Regions from separate parts of the Mus musculus genome. Here region 1 is linked to region 2. Evidence: chromatin loops called from intact Hi-C (ENCODE). Cell type or tissue: heart. All regions are shown on one strand.

Region 1 (8,000 bases), 170 kb before region 2:
TGTCTGATCTCGGAAGCTAAGCAGGGTCCATTCCGGTTCCCACTTGGATGGGAGACCACCCTTTAAAGTAACCCACGCCTCACCAGAGTTAATGTTACGGTGTGAATTAGTGTGCCTGAGAACATGCTGTCACTGAATAGAGCAGAAAGGCAAAACAGTTTTGCTCAGCCTGCTGTCCTAAAGCCAGCACACAAAACAAATGTAAAATATCAGCAGAAAAATCCCCCGCTTCTGACATGTAAACTGTCCCAGCCACAAAACCACAGTGTAAGGCTTGGCAGTAAAACACTGTACAGTCTAAACTGAGTTAGGTGGCCACCCTGAGGGCACAACTCCTCAGATCCCAGAGAGATGAAGAGGCCTGCCACAAGTGGTCTGGGTTGTACTCAATCCCTCAACTGAAAATCAGACTTCTGTGCCGGGTGACAGACCGTTGGAGAAGCAAAGACTATTCCTGAAGGGTCGCAATGTAATGCCACAAGGCTCCTGAGCGCTGGGGAGCTACAGGAGACAGCATGACATCTTGCTCTTCCTGTGGGATGATTCGGCTTCTTATCTAAAGGAAATAGCAGAAGTGGAGCAGAGGGTAGAGAGGAGAGGAAATGGCGACGAGTGGAGGTCAGCCAGCCTGTGGTCACGTGGCTCACCTTCGCTGTCCTAGCCTCTGAAAACCGAAAATACAGAGGGAAATTGTGCCCTGTCAGAGAGTAACTGAGAACGCAGAAAGTTTTCAACACCGGAAACCTTGAGGGAATAATTAAAGCCTGTCGCACTATCCTTTCTGTTTGGGTCTCTGCTAGCAACCCTTCACACTACACACACACACACACACACACCAATAAGTGATCAGTCACACCAAAAAATGAGAAATTAATATAAGACTGGAAAAGGAGAAGATGTTAGAGACAAGCTTCTGTTTTTTTTAACAGGAAAGACAAGCAAAATTATTTGGGGCTTCCTCACCCCACCAAAAAGACAAAACAAAACAAAACAAAACAAAACAAAACAAAACAACTATTTCAGAAATGAGCTAGTCAGGTTTCTGGATAAAATGATGCAAGTCCTCATGCCTGCAAGATAAGCATGGGAGCATTTTACTAACTGAGCTATCCCCCAAACTACGTGTGTGTGTGTGTGTGTGTGTGTGTGTGTGTGTGTGTGTGTGTGTTCTCTGTGTGTTTTTTCTCTGTATGTGTGTTTTTTCTCTATGTGTGTGTTTTTTCTCTGTGTGTGTTTTTTCTCTGTGTGTATGTGTTTTGTGTGCGTATGTATGTGTTCTGTGTGTGTTTTGTGTATATGTGTGTTTTCTGTGTGTGCTATGTGTGTTCTGTGTGTGTTTGTATTCTCTGTGTGTGTGTTCTGTGTGTGTTCTGTGTATGTGTGTTCTGTGTGTGTGTGTTCTGTGTGTGTGTGTTCTGTGTGTTCTGTGTGTGTGTGTTCTGTGTGTTCTGTGTGTGTGTGTTCTGTATGTGTGTTCTGTGTGTGTATGTTCTGTGTGTGTGTTCTGTGTGTATGTTCTCTGTGTATTCTGTGTGTGTGATGAGTGTGTGTATGTGTGTGTGCGTGCGCTCACGCGCACACGCATTGCATGTGTGTATTCTTTTTTCCATTTGTTGTCTTCTATTTGGGAGTGGGTTTTGTCTGTCTTTTCTACTTATTTCTTGAACTTTACCAAATGAACAAAGTTAGGGCCCTTCAGTGATTGAAAAAGTGAATAAAATTTTAGTGGAAAATTTCTCCGCCATTTTGACTGTTTGCAAGTGGGCCAACCAGAGCATGGAGATTCTGGGGAAAATATGTGAGAAATGAATTTAAGTCGGTGATTATGGTTCATGTCTCCCTGCCCTTATGAACCTCTACCTGGGGGTCCACTCTGACCAACTGCTTTGTGAAAGACAAAGTTAGCTTCCCAAGTGAGCTGTTGGTGGGCTCGAAAGGAGAAATTTTATTCCACTGGATCCTTGACATCTTACGGAGACAGTCCCAGGTTTGTGCTTACCTCATGGGAAAATATGAGAAGAAAAGCAATGGTCCTCTTACAAATGTGTGAGACAGGCAGAGAAAGGGACTATGCAACAAACAGGACTCACAGGACAGGAGTCAGCCTTCTCTGGGATACGGAGCTATCTACAGTCTCCTTATATACATTCCTCCTTAGGGAAGAGCAGAAAAAGGCAAGACTATTTCTCTCTCGTGACTTCTTGAAGTCAGCAATAGAGGCATACATCTGGTCCTGATTCTGTGGGTCAACTCAAGGGCATGGAAGATCCAGATAAGATGTATCTACCAGAGAGAGAAGTATATGAATGGGGGACTAGCTGACCCTGCAGGTACCTCAGCAAACACTGTCCACCCACTAGGAGTTAACTGTGGACCTTCCCTGTTTTACTGTCTCTCTACCTCTCTGCCCCTGGATAGATCTCCAGCAGTAGAAAGCTAACCACCTCAGGCCCAGCTCTCAATCCATGAAAGATTTGAGACACTAGACTCATCCGTAGCTGTCAAAAGATTCCATGGTATATCCCACAGTCTTCCAGAAGGTTGGTAGCAAAACTGAATGCCAATTATCCATAGCAGTGATCCATTTATCGTCATCTTTACATAGGCTGGCATCCCTTCCTTCCTTATCTTACTTGTAAGTTGTCTCCTGGTACTTCCTGAGACACGGCATACCAGAGAAACCACTTGTAGTCAAGCCCTTGACTCAAGTGCAGCTTTGGGGGAGGTTACCCTAAAACACAGCCTTTCAGGAGGGAGATACCGGGTTCACATTATCTCTGGGACTCCTTCTTACTTTAAGTGCTTGGTTTAATAGAAAATCTCATGTGTTCTCAAACCAGCTACTTCATGTTGTGCCTCACAGTTACTGTGAAGAGGAGATTATACCAGCTACTGGGTGTATCTGCATTTCAGCATATGTCTGGGTCAGAAGTCACACGTGAATCCTCAAGAGATCACACTTTTTGAATGACCAATGTTTGACACAAGGATGGTGTTTATCAGTGTGAATTCTCTTTTCCTTTCTACCAGGAAACACACTTCTCTTGGCATCTAACTCAATGTGGATATGTGATTCCCAAGTGTTTTATCATCATCACAATAGATCTTAAGGACTATAAGTTCTTTCATTTCAAATCAAGTTTTGCTCAAATGAGGCAGACAGAGCCACCGCCTTCTAGTATGCATAAGCTTTCAAATTTCTGCAGACATGAACTGTTATATAGAAGGATATCTTTAACTGATATTTTAAATATCAAGTTCATTTAGCATATATATCATTAATGATTGATCCATCAGCTTCCTGGAGAACAACAAAGAATTTCAGATGTGCCTGGGACATGGAAAGAGTATGGAATGCATGTCACCCTGAAGGATTCTCCTATTCACAGTAATTGTGAGACTCCTGGTTTCTGGGCGACAGAATTTTCACTTCTCTCATTTCTAAAAGGCAACCTGGCTTCCCAGCTACAGCTCTCTGCTCCTTTAACTCAAAGAAAATCTGTGGCTCCTTTCTCATTTCCATTTTCCAAGGTCTCGCTCTCAGCTGTTCTTCTCCTCTCCTCTCATCCATCCATCCATCTCTCATGCCATTTCTCTCCCTTTCCTGAGCCCATGAGCCTCTTTTCTCCTGGTTAGCTTTCTACACCTAATCTATTACAGAATCAGACTCTCTCTCTACATGCCTTCCAGAAAATTCAATGAAAAAAAAAAAAAAACCCAAACCCATCACACCTACATCCCTGGAGCAGACACAGGTCTCAGCAGATGTTCTGAATTCCTTCTACAGGGACCTCACTACGAGGCTCTGTGCAGCCTTTAGGAATATATCCTTTAGCAACCTGCACATTGCTTTGCCCTTCCCTCTCTAACTTCTTTAAAATGAACCAGAGGAAAGCTCTTGTGATCAGAGTAGAAGAATATTGTGCTCCTGGTAGCAATAAATGCATTCCCTCATCAGATGATCAAACAAACTTTTCAGATGGAAGTTGCTGAGCCCAGACTTTGCCTTCCTCCCAGGATCCCCGAGGCCTCACCCTTCCTGTGCGAACTTGCAGACTTCCCTAACTGCCACTAGGGACCACAACTGCCTGACTCACAACCAACAGGAAGCAGGCTGTGAGGGGCCAGGTGAAATGAAGTCAAAGACACAGGAAATGCTCTGAGCCAGATTTCTATCATTGCCCCAGGTGATGTCCTTTGCCTGAGTTAGCTAACTATACAACCCAGCATCCTCCCCAGGTCGAGGCAGAGCTCAGATACCATCTGTCCCAATCTCTCACCCAAATAATAAATTCTGAAGGAAACATTCCTGCAGCTCAGCCAGGCAACTTCTGCCTGTTTGTAGAAGCCCTTGAGAAACATGTGGACAGACTCACTCCTCTCTTGTGCAAGCTACACTGCCTTGGGTTCTCCCTCACTGCTTGCTGAACACTTCCTATGGGGACCGTGTTCTTTTTGTTTCACTATTGTTAGCATGCTTGGTTTCAGGGCCAGGTTCAAAGTCAGTAACTCCAGCCACTAAAATTGATGAGGTGTTGTGACCATGTTATTATTTGCCACTGCTCTACTCTGTTGTAGGTAAATACCAGGTCTTAGGGGTAGGTGTTAAACATTCCTCACAAACAGTGTGTGGTGGAACAAGCCTGTAAGCCCAGCCCCTGGGAAGGTGAAACGGGTCACCAATCCCAAGCCATCCTGGAAAGCAAGACTCTGTCGCAAATAATTTTAAAAGAAAAAATTCTCATTACACACTAGAGTGGATATGTGCCTTTATTTAACTTCTTCCACATTTTTTAGTAATCGGGCAGAGGGATAAGAAAATAACAGCACAGCATTTTTTTTTTCTTACAATATCAAAACAAACCTTAAAATAGTACAACATTTCGAGACCTATATTTTTCCATCTCATGTAGCACCACACCTGGAAAGAATCGTCACTGAAAGAGCAATGAAAGTTAATGTAAGATGGGCAGGAAGAAAGGGAAATAGATGGAAAAGCAGAGTGTCCAGACATTAGGAAGAATCCCATGGGGTCTAGCTAGTATAGAAATATGAAGCCACTTCTCGCTTCATGCTGTGAGTGGCCATATACTAGACACTGCCAAGACATAATACCGCACAGGAACAGGCTGAGAATAGGGAAGGAGAACAAGAAAACAAGGAGCCGTGAAGAAACAGGAAAGAGAAAAGCCCTAAGAGGATATTTGCCTCACTTCACCGCTATTGCTACCAAAAGCAAGGGAGTTTCATTGTTCTCTCTCTCTCTCTCTCTCTCTCTCTCTCTCTCTCTCTCTCTCTCTCTCTCTCTCTCTCTCTCTCCCTGCCTCCCTCTCTCTCTCTCTCTCTCTCTCTCTCTCTCTCTCTCTCTCTCTCTCTGTCTCCTATTCTTGTAGCTCTGTGTAGCTCTAGTCATGACGATTTCCACAGTATTCAGCAGAAACATGCTCTACCCTCTGTATCTGGCATGCATTTGCAGCAGAGAACCCAGCATCCATACTGAGAACGGAAAACATAAGCCCTCTGACAGAAACAGAGGTTCGAAAGAACAGCTTCTTCCTGAGTTGAGAGTGTGCCTAGTTAGAACCAGAGTTGGGTGTGGGCTTGGGTTGTGCCATGCTCGGTTTTGCTGTGTTTTGTTAGGTTTTGTTTTCCAGGGGATAACATCTGGTGAGAGACCTTCAAGACGCCCAAGTAACTCTGCTGCAGGTTTAGCAGAGAAGAGCTGTGTTTGCTCAAAGACAGCTGTAGCATACACAAGGAAGACGCTTGCTGAAGGATTATTTCACACTCCCTGCTCTCTGGGTTTTGACTTTTTTCCTTTGGCCTCTACAATGCATTCCATTTGCATGTTGTTTTCCGTGTTGAGTGGAGCAGAACAGGCTGGGGAATCCAAACTGATGACTTCCAGAATCCTCTCTTAGGTCCTGGGAGTTTAACGCCTTTTCCCAGTACACTTGGAAGAGTTTCTCGGGCTATCTACAAAATCTCTCCCACGTCTGTGAATTTATTATTGAGTCTGCTGTTTCTATCGGTTAACTCTTCCAGATGGCGTTAGTTGCCTTGGAAGCTCCTGTTGTCTGTAAAATTTTACCTGAAGTTCACATCAGGCTGCTTGGTATTAAGACAAGAGTACAATGAGCAGAGATAATTGTAAAGAAGAGTCTCGGGTACTAAATATCTTTTGAATGCAATAATAAAAGATTTACAGTTTATTATTATTATTATCATCTAGTTACATCAATGAAAGGTTTCAAACACTCCAAATACCCAAATGTATTCAGTTTACATTTACAATATGCGCAGAATGGTAACCTGGCTCTGCAAAAGATAGAGCCTTTTAAAAAAAAATACAAGACATGGTCCCTGCACTCCCACAGTTTAAAATTGAACTAAACCACTGGGAACATTGAAGGGGCAGGCATGAGGAAGAGAGATCTCAGGGGGACCAGATCTGATACAGTTTTGAACAATGAGGATCCCTGCAGAGGTAAAGAGAGACAAGCTTCCAGTCTGAGAACAGCAGGATGAAAGTGTGAGAAAGGGAACCTTTAAGAGCATTCAGCAACAACCAGTAGGCCTGAAGAGGAAGCCAGCAGAGAGAGAAAACTAGTCCCTTAAGAGAGTTTCAATTGGACCATCTAGAAACTGCCATATCCAGGGATCCATCCCATAATCAGCCTCCAAACGCTGACACCATTGCATACACTTGCAAGATTTTGCTGAAAGGACCCAGATATAGCTGTCTCTTGTGAGACTATGCCGGGGCCTAGCAAACACAGAAGTGGATGCTCACAGTCAGCTGTTGGATGGATCACAGGGCCCCCAATGGAGGAGCTAGAGAAAGTACCCAAGGAGCTAAAGGGATCTGCAACCCTATAGGTGGAACAACATTATGAACTAACCAGTACCCCCGGAGCTCGTGTCTCTAGCTGCATATGTATCAGAAGATGGCCTAGTCGGCCATCACTGGAAAGACAGGCCCATTGCTCGTGCAAACTTTATATGCCTCAGTACAGGGGAACGCCAGGGCCAAGAAGTGGGAGTGGGTGGTTGGGGGAATGGGTGGGGGAGTGTGTGTGGGACTTTTGGGATAGCATTGAAAATGTAAATGAAATAAATACCTAATTTTTAAAAAAGAGTTTCAATCTTTTGAATTCTATGAAGAGTCCCATTCTCTTCTCTCTAGGATATCAAGTACATTAAACAGGCTTTGCTTTTTCTTCTAATTTTCTTTCTTTTTCCCAACCTCTCATTTATTTCAGTCTCCATTTTCTTTCCTTCTTTCTTCTTCTTCTTCTTCTTCTTCTTCTTCTTCCTCTTCCTCTTCCTCTTCCCCTTCCCCTTCCCCTTCCCCTTCCCCTTCCCCTTCCCCTTCCTCCTCTTCCTCTTCCTCTTCCTCTTCCTCTTCCTCTTCCTCTTCTTCTTCTTCTTCTTCTGTTGCGCGCGCTCAACAGGCCAGGAAGAACGACGCTGCTACAGGATCCTTCTGCACACATTTATTCAGTCCTGTTTCTTCTTGTTTATATCTCCCCCTTGTTTACATCTCCCTTGTTTATATCTCGCCTGTTTATATCTCCCTCGAACCCTGGGTCTCTCACTCTTTTATACTCTCAGTTCCCATCCACACACTGCAGGCCACGCCACCTCACCAGGCACGCAGCTTCAGCTAATCAGGGCAGCAGGGGCATATCTCCACCAAATTGGATTCACCTGTATCCTGGTACACCTGCGCAGCACTCAAGATGTTTGTGTCTTATATGAGGAAGTCAGGTGCAAGTCATATGACTTAGCTGCAGTCCCTGGCGCCTTTAGGACTGCCGCCACACCTGCTCCTAACATCTCCCCCTTTTTTCTTTTCTGGCAGAGAGAATGTCTGTAGATAGCCCCTCGCAACCATGCCCCTTACCCGTCCTTGGGTGACAAACAGCATTGGTTTGATCCCTGTCTTAGGTTGGTGACATGCCCAGGGAGTCTTATCACTGACTACCTCTCTATCATGC
Region 2 (8,000 bases):
CACTGGGAATTCATTCCACGTGAGAGGAAAGGCAATAAGGCAAAGGTCCCCTGTTTCTGTTGCATTCACCTAAATACCGCGTTATTGCTCGGCTCACACTGAAGTACTTATTTGCCTTCATTTAGAAACATTCCACTTGACAGCTATCTACAGATGGGCAGCCCCCCCCCCCCGTGCTTCCGTTGATCTTTCGAATCTGTCACTGCAACGTCAAACAAACGCAGGAAAGAAAGAGCATTGTTCCGGTTTTCAGAACAGCCCAGCAGCCCACACTTGCTGGCCTTGCAGAAAACATCAATTTAAAAACACTACTGCTAACAATAATAATAATAATAATAAAGAGATCTGAAGTCTAAGTAATTAAAAATCAAACTTATTTTGCTTAAGTAAATAGGCTATAAGTGAGGAAATAGAATCAACAAGAAAAATAAATGTTCAAATCACTAAAAACTCTACTAGGTAACTCTTTGGTTAGGTTATACAAGTATTAGCAACTAAGTTTAGGACTCAAAATAGCTCGATAGACTTCCAGCTGAAGATGGGTCTTCTACTAATCTTGATAAAATCTAAGTTTACACGTACTGTTTCATATTTTTTTAAATGCGCACATACTCAAATGGATTATACAAACTTCCAACTTTCAAATAATAAATGAGCATGTCCCCCTCCTCCCTCCCGCCCTTCCTCCCATCTTTCCTCCCTCCCCAACCCTCCCACAGTCCTAGACCTAAGTAAGGGCTGACTGTCCCTACTAACCACTCCTGCGTTACTGGGTCACTGCCAGGTGACTTCTAGAAGCGCTGCCTCCCGCTCCCTGCCTGCTCCTAGCCTAGAAGCCTTAACCAACAAAACCTAAAGCTCGGCAAACAGCTGAAGAGAAAGGGCGCCTCCGCAGGCAGGAGGATTGCTTTCTACAATTTTAAGCCACAGGAGATCTAATGTGTTGGGGGTAAATAGAACTCTCCCCTGTTGCCAGTACTAGAATTTACTTCTACCTGTAACTTTAAAAACAAACAAAAAAATCTCTTTATTTACAGTCTCTGAACTGCGTCCTTGGGGTCTTCCAGCATACGGTCTACCATTCAATTGTCTAAAACTCTCTTTCTAATGAGGGTCAAATCTCTAACAACCTTTTAAAGCACTCTCTCCACACAGCACTCTCAGTTCTGATCTCTGAAACCGCTATGGAGTCAAAGGGTTTAAGATGTCAAGGACTCGTCCGAACTGCACGCCGGACACCGTGCAATCCGATTCTGATCAATTCAGTCATTCCCAGGTACTTGGTGACTGTCCCACTAGATCACGACAATCTGGGGGAAGGGTGGTTGGAGGCCAGGAGTAGAGGAAGCATGAGTGAAGGGCTACATCAGAACACTCTCTCGGCTAGTGGGGTCCAAAGATGATGAAGACGCCCAGAGGATTTGTGGCTGCAGATTCGCAAGTGGGGTGCAGACGGGTCTGGGTGACCTACTAGGAGATCTGGGGGTGGGGGCAGAAGGAATCGGGAAACAGGGAGGAAGCGAGGGCATCTATAATCCTGTCCCCCGAGGGGAGGAAGGGAAGTGGGCACCGGAGTGGCGAGGGGCGGGCGTGGGGAGCTCACTCCCTGCAGAAGACGTACTCGGTGTAGCTGGTCCAGATCTTGTCCTCGCTCTGGTCGGTGCTGCTAGCAAAAGCGCAGGTGCCCGTGGAGCTGCACGCCACCATGTGGAAGCCCGACTCGGACAGCTTATCGAAGGCCTGCTCTAGGAAGTTGAACTTGAGGTAATAGCGGGAGGTGTAGCGCTCCGGGGGCCGGTCGGGGTCCCGGCTCTCATTCAGGGTGTCCCCAAACACCTCCTTGGCCAGCGACGTCTTGCCGCACACGGTGATGCGCGCCACCCGCCGGAACTTGGCGTCCGCCTGAGCGTCGCGCCCGATGGTGTAGGAGCCGCGGTAGCCGATGGTGATGTAGCCGGAGCGCCGGCTGCCGTCCAAAGACTGGGACGGCGTGAGCAGGGGCCCCGCCGCGCCCCCGGACGGGCTGCGGCTAGCCAGCTCCAGCGTGGGCGAAGGCGCCCCGGCCGAGGCGCCCTCCTGCGGCTCGGGCTCTGCGTAGCCCAGCGGCAGCAGCTCATCGCCCAGAGAGCCCTCCTTGTGCACCCCGCGGCGCGAGTGCGGCGGCGGTGGCCCCGGACCGGGTTGCTGGGGCGCCCCGAGGCGACGCACGAGCTCCGGCAGCTCGAAGTACTCGGCCTCGCGCTGCAGCCGGCTGCGCTCCGGGAAGTAGTCGGGCAGCACGAGCTGCAAGTCCCGCAGGTAATCCAGGATGTAGCGGAAGAGGAAGCCGTCCCGGTCCAGAAAGAAGCGGCCTTTGCTGTCCCGGGCCAGCTCCTGCGGCTGCTGCTGCGTGAACATACGCCAGAGCAGCGAGTCGGGCACGGACACCACGGTGCAGCGCCGGGTCACATACACCTGCCCTCCCACGTTCAGCTCTACGATGTCCGGGAAGAGCGGCGGCTCCGCCGAGGACGACGACGAGCCGCTGCCACCTCCGCCTCCGCCCCCGTTGGGTAATCCTCGGGTGCTGTCCGCCAGAGCCATGGCCAAAAAGAGGTGGCCCGGATGGGCCAAGTGGCAGGGAGCGGGGTCGCGATCGGAAGCCCCAGCGGCTCTTATCGGGGAGCCCTGCGCTCAGGCGGCGGCCGGCCACTGAGAGCCGCGCGGTGCGAGCGCGCAGCAGTGCGCCCACGAGAGCCCCGGTGCGCTGCGCCTGCCTCGCCCGCGCGCTCCAGGCGAGTGGCGGGTCGCGGCCCGCGCGCCGCTTAAGTAGAGCCGCCCGCTTGGGCGGCGCGGCGCGCAGGAGGCGGTGGGCGGCTGCGGAGCCGCTGAGCTCGCTCCCGGGGCGGGGAGGGCTGGGGCGGGGTGGGGGTGGGGGAGGAGCGGGGAATGCATTTGCATGCTAAACGCTGACGCGGCTCGGGGCTGCAGGCTCCACCCTGACCCGCGCGCTCCGGGGGACGACCGGACTGTCACCGCCCGTCCGCCCACCCGCTCCGGGCCCAGCTCCTCTTCCTCTTCCGCAGTGGGTCAGAGCCTCCAGGCGCTTCTCCAGGAGGCTGATCACTAAAGCGATCCTCTTGTGTTCCCACCTCCCCTCCCGCCGCCCTTCTCGGCTGACCGCAGCCGGCACCCGGGGACTCCAGAAGGGGTTGGAAACTTTCTGGCAGAGTGGAAAAGCTTGATTGCCTGCGGCTAGCGCCCTCTAGACCTACCCGCTTCTAACAGTGCAGAGCGCTGCTGTTGGAGATCCATCCCCGGGTCTCTGGAAGTTCTGAAGAGACACTAACTTGGAAAGGATGCACCGGTCCCTTCAAGTCCAGACCACCCAAAGGTTTTTCACGTGACTATGTGACTAGCGTATAGCCTCGAAAAATCCCTAGAAACCACAAGCGAATGCTTCGCGAAAATGCTCTGTTAGATTATTTTGCGAGAGCATAAAGTCTTTGGTTAGGAAACCACAACACAGTACTGCAGTGAGCAGAAATGACTAGGAGAGGAAGTTGGGTGGACACAAAGGGGGGGGGAGGGGCTTACACTGCGTGGGCAAGAAAAGCTAATAAGCGCCTCCAATAGTGGGACGTGAGGCCTCCGGTTGCTTTCAGCCATCTGTAAATCGCACCAGAAAATTCCAATCTAATATTTTCTTTTATTCGTATTATTAGTATTTAATGATTTTACTAGTATTTCATTATTTTACTAAAATTCCGCTGATGTTTTATTTGTTCCTTGAAATGTTAATGCACGTATAGAAAATAATTTACTTTTAGCCCATGCATAACTGTTCTAAAGGTCCAGTAACCCGTGTTCTCCTCCTCCCTCCATCGTTCTCTTCTGTACTTTACAAGACCGTCCACCAGAGAAGAAAGGCTGTGTAGGTCTGAAGGCCCTTCAGATTTAGCCATGCTCTCTATGGACTCCTACTTGTTCAGCGTTTGGAGTCATGCACAAATTTCAGCCCACAGAATTCTGCCACTGCCGGGAAACCTTCCATGGTCTCCCAGGGGAATGAGACAGGTTGCTCTTCAAATTCCCATCTTTGCACTTGGCACGTTCTGAAATCTCAAATTTGTGGTCTGTTATCTGATCGTTGGTTTTTGGTGAATAAATAGATAAGGGCTTCAAGAAGCCCAAGATAGAGGAGACTCTGAAAAACCACAATTTTAATAAATGCTCTTATACGTTGCTGGGCATCAGGCTGTGGAGAATTCAAGGCTGACTACCTACATCTCCTTTAGAGCAGCCAAGAGGCAAAGGGTTGGCCATCTGAACAGTTATCAGATCACTTTGAAGGACAGGCTGTCAATCACAATAAGCCCAGAAAGATCTTTGTCTTAATAATGATGTCTACCCTTTGTGCGACTGTCCAATGAGCTTGATAGTCTTCTCACGGATGAATGTCATTTTCATTTCTGAAATGTTTATGTCTGCCAAACAATTACTGCACTCGTGTCACAGAGCTGAAATAAGATCAGGCCCCAGACCAGCCTGCTTAATTGCAGGCACAGATTTCTGATACTGAATATATTTCACCATTCTTCAACTGTTCCTTGGGATAAATGATAGATGACAGGAAAGTTCCGAGTCCCGACACTGAATGTGATATATCAGCATCTCAGGCCTGACAAAACTGCCACTTTTCTGTAAGCCCAAGAAAAGACTTCAGTGTCACCTTGGCACAACTGGGTCATTGTTCTATGCTGCCATGTCTCCCTTCAAGATCCTTCCCGTCTTAGGGTCACTACCTCTCCACCACCCCTCAAGACCAAGCCAACATTACCTCATGTTGACCAAGCCAACATCACCTCATTATCACCTCAGATCACTGCCTGGACCTCCAAACTGCCTCTACTCTAGCACCCATCAGTCTTCCATCACTAGACCAAAGAGAAGGATCCAGTCAGACCCTGTGTTGTGTGTTTCTTCCCACGTCACACATGAGCAAAACCAAAGTCCTTCTAATGATGTGACAGATGCTTGCTTGTTTCTGACCCACACATGCTTCTTTGACCCATGCCATAACACTTTGCAATGAATGTGCTGGGTTCTCATGCCATTGGCCCTTCCCCTCTCTCTTTCCTTAAATGACTCGTCATCCCCCACACTGTGTCCCACCCCTTCCTTCTTCCCTTCCCCAGGTCCCCTTTGCCCATTACCCTGTTCAATGAAGTGCAGCTCTATTCCACAGCTTTCTCTTCCCTGCCTTCTTTGTTGAAAGTCTCTTTCCCTGTGTCAGAATGTAAGACCCAAAGAGGTCAGGGATATTTCTCAGCTCTGTTCATTACTATATCCTTAATATCCAGAACACAGCCGGGGCTCTATAATCTTTTGATAAATACTTTGATCATTCACTTATTCCCTCTGTAGTCATTCAAGGTCTACCACCATGTTCCAGGAAGTGTGTTCAGAATAATCACTGCCCTCTTAGAGCTTATACTACACACACATACACACACACACACACACACACACACACACACACACACACACACACACTGTTTGGATAATAATAAACATCACACGTACCAAAAATAATTCATGAAATGAAATAAAGGGACAATGTGAACATCACTCCTGCTGTAGAGTATCTGAGGAAGGTGTCTCTGAAAATGATGCTGGAAGAGCCCCAGCACATTCAAGAACAGTAGCATTTAGCATTCTAGACAGACATCAGACAAGTCCAAGGGTCTGGGTCAGGAATTAGCTCGTCTCACAGTGCAAGTTTATGCAGTGTCATCTCCTTGTGTCCTGTAAACACCAAAATGCCCTTGATGTCATCACTGACTGCAGTCTGAAAGTGAGGTGTGCCTATGGCAGGCAGCATGCAGCCATCCTTCTCTACCTCTTGAGATGACACATTTGTCCACCCCAAGCTACTTGAGAATAGGTGTCTGGTTGATTTTGTGTCTTTTGATTCTTGCCTATTAGTTAGAATCACAAAATCTAGTAAGCTTGATGCCTGGGTGTGTTCCAGGGTCATAGCTCTTTTCATCATCCAGGATGTTAAATATGCCCAGTTGGATGGAGACCCAGAAAGACCTTAGAAAAGCATCATCCACATGTTTAGACTCAACCTGTTCTTCAGCAAAGGATACACTGATGGCCTCTATTCTTTTTCATGTGACTCTGCACTTTCCTAAGAGAGAACATACCTTGCCAGAACTTGGGCCTTTGAAATTAAAGTAAAAGATACTGCAAGCACCTGTAGACCGAGTTCTAATCTTTTTTTGTTTTTTTGGTTTTTTGTTGTTGTTGTTGTTTTTTCAAGACAGGGTTTCTCTGTGTAGCCTTGGCTGTCCTGGAACTCACTCTGTAGACCAGGCTGGCCTCGAACACAGAAATCTGCCTGTCTCTGCCTCTCCAGTGCTGGGATTAAAGGCGTGCGCCACCACCACCCGGCCCGACTTCTAATCTTTTTTTATTAGGTATTTTCTTCATTTACATTTCCAATGCTATCCAAAAGTCCCCCATACCCTCCCCCCGACTCCTCTACCCACCCACTCCCCCTTTTTGGCCCTGACGTTCCCCTTTACTGGTGCATATAAAGTTTGTAAGACCAATGGGCCTCTCTTTCCAGTGATGGCCAACTAGGCCATCTTTTGATACATATGCAGCTAGAGACAGGAGCTCCGGAGGGTACTGGTTAGTTCATATTGTTGTTCCACCTATAGGGTTGCAGTTCCCTTTAGTTCCTTGGATACTTTCTCTAGCTCCTCCATTGGGGGCCCTGTGATCCATCCAATAGCTGACTGTGAGCATCCACTTCTGTGTTTGCTAGGCCCCGGCATAGCCTCACAAGAGACAGTTCTAATCTTATCCCAACCTACCGTAACCTGCTTTTCCAACCAGCATTCCCCACCCCCACCTCGCCCTACAGAAGCCTTTGGAGAATACTCCTCAGTGAGTTGAGGAAAGGAACTTTAGAGACAACTCACAGCTCAAGGGGAAGGACTAACAGGAGCTGAATGAAGTGAGTCCCTCAGAGGAGTGAGTGGATTTAATATATGTGAAAATGATCTGGAAGCTGTAAAACACCATTCAAGTGTCAGAGTCATTATTTCCCACCACTTATCATGGTGCCCGACAAGTCTGCTCAATAAATACTGAATGCATAAATGAATGGTGGAGACATTAAAATGGATGCTATGAGGAAAGAGCAGAGAGACAGGACCAGAAATTGTCCTGAACAAATGTTTGGCGCATTTATCATCCTCCCAATATGTGTAAATCTTTCCTATTCTGTGAAAATCATTGGCTTTTACATTTAGAGGGAGAGAAGAATTGTGTGTAGGGATTAATTAAATACCATCAGGTTTAAGTAAACATCGATCTTAATTAAGATTTGGTTTAAAATGCACCAATTTCTAATCTTCAAAGAGACAAGATTATGAGAAAGGCATTGAGGAATTACAAGAAAACAAAAAGTATCCCAACACTATAACAGAATCACTGTGGGTTGGAGTTTTTATATTTAATATTTTATGTTTAATAGAACCAAAAAGAGAATCGAACTGTCAGGTAATTGATTTTAATTTTTCATTTGTGTCTTTACAAGCGATATTTAAGACTTTCCCAGAAAACATTGATACAATAGTATCTCACTAGCCCTTACCACACACACATATCAGACCTATGTAGCAATGCAGACATGGGCTCATTGAATTGCTACAGTAGCTCTATTCTATTTTAGCACCGTGAGAACCCAACTGGGGGATAATAAACAGTTAAAACAGAAAGAGGCTTTTTCCTGGATCACACAACACATAAGTAATTACACTGAGATTTGAACCTGGGCGTCTGGCTTTAGACTCTGCTTGCTTTATTTGTACTAAGCTGTCATTTCTATTATTTTGCAGATGAGAAACTCAAGGCAAAGGGGCAGGCATAGGCAACTTGGAACAATCTTAGTGCAACTCCAGAGCTTTGCCGGAGGCCGTGGGGTGTTCGAAAACCTGGGTGTT

The links. Hi-C counts contacts between places; a loop is a spot of excess contacts. Peaks named below come from ENCODE experiments on the same cell type or tissue, not always from the same donor. Only the 100,000 strongest peaks of a DNase experiment are listed, where the experiment ranks them.
Region 1: it touches region 2 in a loop (3-fold over the local background); 27 of 42 quality-filtered maps call a loop at or near these places.

The regions. Positions count from the first base shown.
Region 1 is chr14:102,806,119-102,814,118 of GRCm38, forward strand. No RefSeq gene overlaps it. Among named protein-coding and RNA genes, the nearest start is that of Gm41234, 15 kb to the left of the region's middle. In heart, a CTCF peak has its summit at 4,060; DNase peaks (open chromatin) are centred at 613, 4,073 and 5,843; H3K4me3 peaks cover 556 bases; H3K27ac peaks cover 807 bases.
Region 2 is chr14:102,979,858-102,987,857 of GRCm38, forward strand. It overlaps Kctd12 (potassium channel tetramerisation domain containing 12), which reads right to left and starts at 2,780. Exons shown (of 1, transcript NM_177715.4): 1 at 1-2,780. The coding sequence starts at 2,583. The coding sequence ends at 1,600. It overlaps Mir5130 (microRNA 5130), which reads right to left and starts at 2,775; the gene lies at 2,692-2,775. 4933432I03Rik (RIKEN cDNA 4933432I03 gene) reads right to left here. Exons shown (of 3, transcript NR_045657.1): 3 at 7,555-8,000. In heart, CTCF peaks have their summits at 916, 1,732, 1,933 and 3,245; DNase peaks (open chromatin) are centred at 824, 1,854, 1,994 and 3,054; H3K4me3 peaks cover 3,543 bases; H3K27ac peaks cover 2,430 bases.